Regions from separate parts of the Homo sapiens genome. Here region 2 is linked to region 1. Evidence: read pairs that join two places in POLR2A ChIA-PET (ENCODE). Cell type or tissue: endothelial cell of umbilical vein. All regions are shown on one strand. Links, peaks and the distances in the headings refer to the core of each region. The heading gives the core; the rest is flanking DNA. Region 1 has its middle 11 kb from the start of CELF6. Region 2 holds the start of PARP6 (poly(ADP-ribose) polymerase family member 6).

Region 1 (5,490 bases), core at 195-5,194:
AATCCTTTTTTATCTCTTTCTTCTTTAAAAATATATTTTTTTAAAATCCTCCATGGCTGGTGCGGTGGCTCACACCTGCAATCCCAACATTTTGGGAGGCCAAAGAGGGCAGATCACCTCCATTTAATCTTCTATTTGTCTGAAGATATTATCCATTGTCATTTTTGCTAGTGAAACTTCTAGAATAGACTTCATTTCTGAAATAACTTTTCATTTATTCTAATTCCCTCCTGAGTTCTGTAACCTCACTTTTAAACATCTTATTTTTTCCAATCATCACATTTTTGAATTTTTCTCACTCTTATATTGATTTTTCATAGTCCCTTTTCTTTTCTTAATGGTTTTCTTTTGTTTTAAGGGTAAATCTTTCTGTCATGCTTTCACTGTCAACAGGGACATTATGGTATTATTCCCTATCCTCCTCTTTTATGTATGGACTTCAATTGAGTAGTTTTAATTGCTTTTTTTTTTGAGATGGAATTTCGCTCTTGTTACCCAGGCTGGAGTGCAGTGGCATGATCTCGGCTCATTGCAACCTCCACCTCCTAGGTTCAAGCGATTCTCCTGCCTCAGCCTCCCAAGTAGCTGGGATTACAGGCGCACGCCACTACACCTGGCTAACTTTATATTTTTAGTGGCGAAGGGATTTTGCCATGTTGGCCAAGCTGGTCTTGAACTCCTGACCTCAGGTGACCTACCTGCCTCAGCCTCCCGAAGCGCTGGGATTACAGGGGTGAGCCACCGCACCTGGCCTAATTGTTCATTTTTAAGGGCAATGAGTTTTTCTGTTTAGAAAGAGCAATAGGAAGAATAGCCTTTTTCTTTTTTTGTGTGATGGAGTCTCGCTCTGTCACCCAGGCTGGAGTGCAGTGGCACGATCTCGGCTCACTGTAACCTCCATCTCCCAGGTTCCAGAGATTCTCCTGCCTCAGCCTGCCGAGTAGCTGGGATTACAGGCGCCCGCCACCACACTTGGCTAATTTTTCTTTTTTTAACCATGTTGGCCAGGCTGGTCTCGAACTCCTGACCTTAAGTGATCTGCCCACTTTGGCCTCCCAACGTGTTGGGATTACAGGCATGAGCCACCACGCCCGGCCAAGAATAGCTTTTCTAGCTTCAAAGCTTTAGAGTTTTCTTTACCTTAAAATAGGTGATACAAATGTGATCTTTGACTCCCGAGACAGGCATCCTCTACTACGCCACCTACTTCTATCTGGACCTTCTCTCTCTCTCTCTCTCTCTCTCTTTTTTTTTTTTTTTGTCCTTATTGTCTCTGCTAAGTTCTATTTGGATTCTACTGCCAGCAGTTTCTCCTCTATTTGGGCTTTGTCTTGGAAGGAAGTGTTGATTTGTTAGTCTCAAGATCTCATAAAGTTCAGACCACTCCAATATCTCCAGAACTTTAAAAATTAGAACAGAAATCAATGAAATTGAAAACAGAAAATAAAGAGAAAAAAATCAACAAAATCAAAAGATGATTCTTTGAAAAGATAATAAAATTAACAAACCTCTAGCCAGGCTAACCAAGAAAAAAACAAGACACAAATTATTAATGTCAAAAATTAGAGATGGGGCTCACTCCTGTAACCCCAGCACTTTGGGAGGCTGAGGCGGGCAATTGCTTGAGTCCAGGAGTTCAAGACCAGCCTAGGCAACATGGGGAAACCCTGTCTCTACAAAATATAAAAATTGGCTGGGCTTGGTGGCGCATGCCTGTAGTGCCAGCTACTTGGGAGGCTTCGGTGGGAAGATCATCTGAGTTTGGGTCGGTCAAGGCTGCAGTGAGCCGTGATTGTGCCACTACACTCCAGCCTGGACAGAATGAGCCCCAGTCTCAAAACAAAACAACAACAACAACAACAACAACAAACAGAGATAGGCCATCACTACTGATTCCATGAGCATCAACAAGATAATAACGCAGGCTGGGTGTAGTGGCTCATGCCTGTAATCTCACCACTTTGGGAGGACGAAGCAGCCAGATCACTTTAGGTCAGGCGTTCGAGACCAGCCTGGCCAACACGGAGAAACCCCATCTCTACTAAAAATACAAAAATTAGGCTGGGCGCGGTGGCTCACGCCTGTAATCCCAGCACTTTGGGAGGCTGAGGCGGGCGGATCATGAGGTCAGGAGATCGAGACCATCCTGGCTAACGCGGTGAAACCCCGTCTCTACTAAAAATACAAAAAAAATTAGCCAGGCTTGGTGGCGGGCACCTTTAGTCCCAGCTACTCGGGAGGCTGAGGCAGGAGAATGGCGTGAACCTGGGAGGCGGAGCTTGCAGTGAGCCGAGGTAGTGCCACCGGACTCCAGCCTGGGTGACAGAGCGAGACTCCATCTCAAAACAAAACAAAACAAAACAAAAAAAATTAGTGGGGCGTGGCGACAGGTGCCTGTAATCCCAGCTACTCGGGAGGCTGAGGCAGGAGGAGAATCACTTGAACCTGGGAGGCAGAGGTTCAGTGAACCGAGATCGTGCCACTGTACTCCAGCCTGGGCAACAGAGGTAGTGACTCCATTTCAAAAAAAAAAAAAAAAAAAAGGATAATAAAGGAATATTATGAAGAATTCTATGCCCACAAATTTGTCACACAGGCTAAAGTGCAGTGGTGCAATCACAGCTCACTGCAGCCTCCACCTCCTGGGCTCAAGTGATCCTCTTGCCTCAGTTTCCTGAGAAGCTAGGATTTACAAGCATGTACCACCACACCTGGGTAAGTTTTTTTTATTTTTTGTAGAGACGGGGTCTTGCTATGTAGGCTAGGGTGACTAATTTGTATTATTTCTTTTCTCTCCTTATTTGAAATTTAATTTTCTATGTCTAGTTTCCAGAAGTGGAAGCCGATTATTGATTTTATATCTTTCTCCCTTTGGAATATATACATTCAATGCTACAGGTTTCTCTTGCAGCATTGCTTTTACTACATCCCACAAATTTTGATAAGTTGTATTTTTCGTTTTCATTTAGTTTAAAATATTTTCAAAATTTCTCGAGTCTTTTTTTCTTTTTTGAGGTGGGGTCTCACTCTGTCACCCAGCCTGGAGTACAGTGGCATGATCATAGCTGTATTAGTCAGGGTTCTCTAGAAGGCCAGGACTAATAGGACAGATGTACATATGAAAGGGAGTTTATTAAGGAGTATCGACTCAAACAATCACAAGGTGAAGTCCTACAATAGGCCATCTGCAAGCTAAGGAGCAAGAAGCCAGTCTGAGTCCCAAAACTTCAAAAGAGGGAAGCTGACAGTGCAGTCTTCAGTCTGTGGCCAAAGGCCAGAGTCCCTGGCAAATCACTTAAGTCCAAGAGTCCAATAGCTGAAAAACTTGGAGTCCGATGTTTGAAGGCAGGAAGCATCCAGCACAGGAGAAAGATGAAGACCAGAAGACTCAGCCAGTCTGTCCTTCCACGTTCTTCTGCCTGCTTTATTCCAGCTGCACTGGCAGCTGATTAGATTGTGACCACTGGATTGAGGATGGGTCTGACTTGTTAATCTCCTTTGGCAACATCCTCACAGACATACATATGGAGGAACAATACTTTGCATCCTTCAATCCAATCAAATTGACACTTGATATTAACCATCACAATAGCTCACTGCAGCCTTGACTGCCTGGGACTCAAGTGATCCTCCCACCTCAGCCTCCCGAGTAGCTGGGACCACAAGTGTGTGCCACGCCCAGCTAATTTATTATTATTGTTTATTTTATTTTTTTTAGAAATGGGGTATCACTATGTTTCCTAGGCTGGTTTTGAGTGTTTTTCTTTGGCCTATGTATTATTCAGAAGTGTATTGGTTAATAAGCTACTCCGGAGACTGAGGCAGGAGAATCGCTTAAACCTGGGAGGTGGAGGTTGCAGTGAGCTGAGATCGCACCACTGCACTCCAGCCTGGGCGACAGAGTGAGACTCTATCTCCAAAAAAAAAATAATAATAATAAAAGAAAAGAAGTATATTGGTTAATCTTTAAATATTTGACTATTTTCTAGCTATATTTCTGTTATTGAATTCTGTTTAATTTTTTTGTGATTTGGGGGCATACAATGTATGATTTCAAGCTCTTTAAATATGTTAAGGAGTGTTTTATGCCCAAAAATGTGGTCTATCGTGGTGAATATTCCGTGTGAACTTGAAATGAATATATAGACCAAGTTGACTCATGTTGCTGTTCACTTCAACTATGTCACTACCAATCTTCCTCCTGGATCTGTTAACTCCTAATACAGGGCTGTCAAAAACTCCAACTATAATAGCAGATTGTTTATTTCTTTTTGCAGTTCTATCAGTTTTTTTTCTCTCTTATGTATTTTGATACTAGGGCATACCCATAAAGGATTATGTCTTCTTGAAGAACTGATCTCTTTATCATTGTGTAATGGCCCTCTCTTTATCCTTTTTTTCTTTTTTTTTTTTTGTTTGTTTTTGAGACAGGGTCTTGCTCTGTCACCAAGGCTGAAGTGCAGTGTTGTTGCAATCATGGCTCACTGCAGCCTCAAACTCCCAGGCTCAAATGATCCTCTAGCCTCACCCTTCTGAGTAGCTGGGACTACAGGCACATACCACCACGCCTGGCTAACTTTTGTATTTTTTGTAGAGATGGCATTTCACCATGTTGCCCAGGCTGGTCTCAAGTGATCCTCCTGCCTCGGCCTCCCAAAGTACAGGGGTTACAGGCATGAACCATCACACCTGGCCCTCTTTATCCTTCATAATTTTCCTTGCTCTGAAGCTGACTCCATCTGAAACTAATACAGCTTTATTTTTTCTTTCATAGAGATGGGGGGGTCTCATTATATTGCCCAGGCTAGTCTCAAACTCCTGGCCTTAAGTGATCCTCCCGCCTCGACCTCCCAAAGTGCTGGGCCACCATGCCCAGCCTCCAGCCTTCTTTTGATTAGTGTTAGCATGATGCATCTTTCTCCATTCCTTTACTTTTAACCCATCTGTGTCTATATTTAAAGTTGATTTCTTACAGACAACACCAGTTGGGTCTTTTTTTTAAATTATTATTATTATTAGAGTCAGGGTCTCTCTGTCACCCAGGCTGGAGTTCAGTGGCACAATCACAACTCACTGCAGGCTCGACCTCCTGGGGTCAGGTGATCTTCCTGCCTCTGCCTCAGCCTCCAGAGTAGCTGGGACTACATGCACGCACCACCACACCGGCTTTTTGTACTTTTTATAGAGATGCAGTTTTGTCACGTTGCCCAGGCTGGTCTTGAACTCCTGGGCTCAAGCAGTCTCCCCAACTTGGCCTCCCAAAGTGCTGGAATTACAGGCACAAGCCACTGAGCCTGGCCCTTTTTAAAAAATTCATGTATTTAGACCATTGATAAAATTGCCATTGCTATTTCTTTTTTCTTTCTTTTTTTGTCTTCTTTGGTTTTAACTGATCATTTAATATAATTCCATTTTCTCTTTTCTGTTAATATAGCAGTTATACTTTTTTGGGGGCATAGGGTCTGACTCTGTCCCTCAGGCTGGAGTACA
Region 2 (5,237 bases), core at 1-5,000, 56 kb before region 1:
ACGAGCGGCCCGGGACGCCCCGCGGGGGCGGAGCGGCAGGCCAAGGGGCGGGGGCCGGGCCTGGCGGGCGAGGTCGCGCACCCCACGCCTCGTCGTTCCGTCACGGGCGCGCTCAGCCACTCTGCGCACGCTCGCGCGGTGACACGATGGCACGTGGCCCGCTCCTGACCAACAGCCTGACGGCCTGCTCCTGGGCGCGCCTCAGCAGCCGACGCCAGCCTTGAGACGCCTGCGCGGCGGTCGCTAGTCGGGAAAGGGTGCGGAGTGGGGGGTGGCGCCTGCGCCGTGGGTAGGGGAGGCAGTGGAGAAGGAAGAGGGACTCTGGGGGAGTGCGGGGAGCCTTCCAAAGGAGAATACTTGCATTTAGCGCCCCGAGTGGTTGGGAGGAACAAGCAGGAAGGGCAACCCAGGTTGCCTGTAGGCCGGGAGGGAGTCCCCTCGCCGGAGGTTGGGGCCGGCAGGTAGAGACTGAGGGAAGTCCTGAGGCCTTGCTGACTGCAGGATTCTCTGGTTCGACAATGGAAGTCGAACACCTCGGGCTTTTAAAAATTCTGGCATTTAACTCATTTGTTCCCCGGTAGCTGCAGCGTGATGGAGAGCACCCTGGCCTTCTAGTCAATCTGGGTCTGAAGCTTGGGTTCGGCACTTATTGATGGTGCAGCCTTAAGCGATGACTTTCACTTTGTGAATCTGATTTCTCCTCTTTGAGGTGGAGACAGTAATATGTGTTTCACGGAGCCGTTGTGGTGAGGATGAACTGAGATAGTGTTAGGTTGAACCGTAGGAAATTGCTATTTTTGCAGTTTATAAACAGTCAGATACCTTCAATTTCATACGATTCCAACTAATCCATGTAAAGTAACCAGCAGAGTACTTGGGACTAGGAAGTAGTTCATACATGGAAGCTGTAATTGTGGTTATTGTGGTTATTAACCCTAGACATGGCCAGATCTCCTTCATCCTTATTAGTCTTGGGGCTTCCACGTGACCCTCTTTTCCATCAACACTAATGGGAAAAGGCTTATCTTAGACCTACTCTGTTTCCTCACTCCCTCTTTGTAGCTGGACACAGTACACACAAAGAAGGCTTTGGCCCTGAATGATATAAACACGTCATGTCTATCCCTCCTAAGCTGGCCTCAGAAGTTTCCCAGTTAACTTTTTGTTGTTGGTTGATTTACATTTGCACATTCTCAGCCTCTCCTTTCTAACTCCTTCCCCTTTTGATGTCCCCCTCTGCTCACCTTGCCACTCAGCCTGGGCCACAACACCGTCTCGGTGTGAGTTTGTTACATCTACTGCTTATAGTAACTGAAAAAAGTGAGGGATCAATATAACCTCGGTTTCAGAGTGCGGAAGTTCAGAGTGGTAGGGGAAGGAGTCAGGCCTGCTCTCTAAAACAACTCACCATCAAGGGCCCCGTAATAGCTTTTGAGAACCAAGTATGTATGGGAGTGTTTGAACATAAGCACTGTGCCCATGAGTGACAAGTCCAACTCCAGTATTCAATAACCTTTAGGATTCCCCCTTTCCAGCATACCACCACTAGCTCTTCTATTCATCATGAATCTCAGCCACCTCATAGTTTACCAGTATCTTCCAGGCTTCACCTCTTTTCCTACCCAGTCCACATCCTTGGTCAGTCATTTTAATCACATCTTTGTTAATATGCTTGCACTTACTCTGTAAAAATCACACTCCTGGGTCATGCCAGCTATCTACCTTCTCTACTCTCCCATCCTAAACCAGGATAAAGGAAGTCATCCAATCCTGCACACTTAAGCTTGTGAGTGGACACCATTTAGGTTAGTCTAGCCCATGAACCCTATTCTGTGGGAATTATCGTTTCCACACCCACACTATGGATCCACAGGCCCCAGGGCCATGTTCGTCTTGTGTGACCTCTAGCACTTTAGCTGCAGTTTATTGAACTGTGAGTGGATTCCTGGTCTAAGCTGTGTTAAACAGATGTTCTCCTGAAAATCTGGGATTAGAGCTGACAGATTATGATTCTAACTGGACTGGTTTCTTAAGCAAAAGAGACATAGACTTAGGAGCTATGGTACATCTACCTCCCACCTACTATGATGAATGAGAAAAGGAAAAAGACCATCTGGGGACACAGAATGAAGCATGGAGAGGCAGAGACCAGAAATGGTGAGACTACTCTCTGCTTTCTGGCAGCTTCCCAGGCACCCCTCCCTTCCTTCCTTCTTTTTTTTTTTTTTTTTTTTTTGAGACAGGGTCTCACTGTGTTACTCAGGCTGGAGTACAGTGGTGTGATCATAGCTTACTGCAGCCTCCAAGGCTTAAGCATGCACTAACATATCTGGCTAATTAATTTTTTTTTGCAGAGATGGGGTCTCCCTATGTTGCCCAGGCTGATCTTGAACTCCTGGGCCCAAGCAGTCCTCCATCTTGTCCTCCCAAAGTACTGGGATTACAGGTGTGAGCCACTATACCCTGCCCAAGGCACTTTCTGAGGCCCTCTGATCTTGAGGGACTAGGAGTCAGTTTTTATCTAGAATAAATGGCTTAAGCTAACTTAATGTGCACTCAGTACAGAGCTCCTACAAATTCATTGTCTCCTCAGCAGAGTCCTCAGTGTACCCAGCAACCCTTCCCATGTCAGCCTCTCCCACCATCCCCCATTCTGCTTCACAGAAAAAATAAAGGCTCTGGGTGCCAGGTACTTGGGTGGCTGAGGCAGGAGGATCTCTGGAGCCCAGGAGTTCAAGGCTACAGTGAACTGTGGTTATGCCACTGCACTCCAGCCTCAGCAATGGAGCGAGACTCCCCATCTCTTTAAAAATAAATAAATAAATAAAAGGCCACGGGGGAACTGCCTCAATTTTCTGTCCCCTCCAAACATTTGAATCTCTCCCATCCTTTCTGTTTCAGAAGTGGAGAGGGCTCTCTTCAAATACAAAGTTAGTCCTTTCACTGTGATCTGTATTTCATTCCTTTTTGCCTCCTTGGGAAATTTGCTCCTTACCTCTCTCTTTCATTTATATTCAACTTTTTCCTCTCCCCTACTCGTTGATCTCAGTATATAAGCTTGATCAACTAGCCCAACCGTAAAAAGAAAATCCAATTTGAATCCTATATGCCATGCTACTGATTTTTCTTGCCTTTAACCAAACTTCTAGGAGTAGCCTATACTCCCCCTCTCCACTTTCTTGTCTTCAGTTGTTCCTTAAATCTGGTGTCATCTGACCTCTCCCCAAAATTTCTACTGAAAATACTTTCACCAAAGTGACACATGACTTACAAATGGACAAATCCATTGGGAATTTTCAGGCTTCATTTATATGACCACACAGTGTCATTTGGCATTGTCAATCATCTTGCCCCTGCAGTTGACTGCATGGTGTCATTTGGCATTGTCAATCATCTTGCCCCTGCAGTTGACTGCATGGTGTCATTTGGCATTGTCAATCATCTTGCCCCTGCAGTTGACTGCATGGTGTCATTTGGCATTGTCAATCATCTTGCCCCTGCAGTTGACTGCATGGTGTCATTTGGCATTGTCAATCATCTTGCCCCTGCAGTTGACTGCATGGTGTCATTTGGCATTGTTGATCATCCTGCCCCTGCAACCCTTTCCTCTGTTGGCTCTTATGGGCTACACTCTTCCAGTTTCTTGCTACACCTCATATGACTCCTTCACAGTATCCTTATTATACTCCCTTTCCTTCATTCCCTACTTAAGTAGAAAAGCAGTTCAGCCCACATCCATTTCTCCTATTACTCTTCCCTGTGGCCTCCATGGCCACTTGAAGGAGATCTTGATAATTTGGGGTTGCCCAGAAACAGAATCTCCTTCTTATGTTACAAGTTTTAGAAGTAAGCAGAGCCTATCTTTCATGACAGACACTAAAAAGGTTGAATCTTTGCTTTCCCAGCTCTCTAGCTAAGACAGAGGCATGTGACCTTGGCCTGGCCAAGCATCTTCCAGAAATGTAGTTTCTGGAGTGACTCAGAGAAATAGAATCATAGAGAATTCATGCCAGTGGCAATGGTGACAGGAGAGCAGGGTCAGCTTTACCCCATGCCCAGGGACTTTCATGGTGTGGGTACTGGTAGTGGTGACATCCCATGTCCAATAATGATGACAGCAGCAGTGGTCTTGTGGAGCTGGTTCTGGCATCTGAATTTGGCCTGTGCTGTGGTGGACTGGCCTCTCATTGTTCCTGCCTATTTTCCAAGCTTGGGTCTTTTGCCTGGCAATCCCGTGACCCACCTAGTGCCCTTTCAACAAAAGTCTCATTTAAATCCACCTGAGTGACACACAGTTATAGACTGGAACTCCCAAATCTATATTTCCATCCTGTACTTCTTCTTCTTTTTTTTTTTTTTTTGACGGAGTCTCGCTCTGTTGCCAGGCTGGAGTGTGGTGGCGTGATCTTGGCTCACTGCAACCTCTGCCTCCCAGGTTCAAGCGATTCTCCTGCCTCAGCCTCCTGAGTAGCTGAGACTACAGATGCACGCCACCACGCCTGGCTAATTTTTGTATTTTTAGTAGAGACGGGGTTTCACCACATTGGCCAGGATGGTCTCAATCTCTTGACCTTGTGATCCACCCACCTCGGCCTCCCAAAGTGCTGGGATTACAGGCGTGAGCCACCGCGCCTGGCTTCCATCCTGTACTTCTTGAGTTTCAAGTTAACTTTGGTCAAGTTGTCTTTTGGACAGCTCCACTTGGATGTCACATAGGCAAACATCTTCTCACTGTATTTCTTTCATGTTCCTAACTTAGTAAATCTCACCTATGACTTATTCAGACTGAACCCTGAGAAGAAAGCATCTTAGACTTCTCCCATCCTTATTTAAATGGAACCAATTTTACCTCATAAACTCTAAATTTTACATCTTAATACATCTTCTTCTTCTTTTTCTTTCTTTCCAAACTCTGGCCTCCTGCCCTCTAGCTGCCTAAAAGCACAGAGACTCAGAAGGCAGAACAGGCCACACGCCTGGGTCTGGCTTTTCCCAAGGGATATCTTAGGTGCTGAGCAGAAAATGCAAGAAACTAAAAAGCCTGTGGAATGAGCCTCAGCCTCCTGGGGAGTAGTAGACAGGGTCTCAATATGTGGCCCAGGCTGGTCTCAAACTCCTGGCCTAAAGTTATCCTCCCACCTCGACCTCCCAAAGTGCTAGGATTACAAGTGCGAGCAAATTAATACATCTTAAATCAATCCCTCCTTTATATTCCTATTCCTCCCTACCAGAACTAT

Evidence for each region. ChIA-PET counts read pairs that join two places held together with the same protein. Peaks named below come from ENCODE experiments on the same cell type or tissue, not always from the same donor. Only the 100,000 strongest peaks of a DNase experiment are listed, where the experiment ranks them.
Region 2: POLR2A ChIA-PET joins it to region 1 with 9 read pairs; 4 of 35 experiments call an interaction of 5 or more read pairs at or near these places.

Annotation. Positions count from the first base shown.
Region 1 is chr15:72,327,938-72,333,427 of GRCh38, forward strand. No RefSeq gene overlaps it. Among named protein-coding and RNA genes, the nearest start is that of CELF6, 11 kb to the left of the region's middle. In endothelial cell of umbilical vein, for the core only: no CTCF peak of the experiment used is centred there; no DNase peak of the experiment used is centred there.
Region 2 is chr15:72,272,539-72,277,775 of GRCh38, forward strand. It overlaps PARP6 (poly(ADP-ribose) polymerase family member 6), which reads right to left and starts at 16. Exons shown (of 24, transcript NM_001323532.2): 1 at 1-16. RefSeq lists a silencer at 1-178 and enhancers at 319-368, 429-518. In endothelial cell of umbilical vein, for the core only: a CTCF peak has its summit at 379; a DNase peak (open chromatin) is centred at 223; H3K4me3 peaks cover 756 bases; H3K27ac peaks cover 9 bases.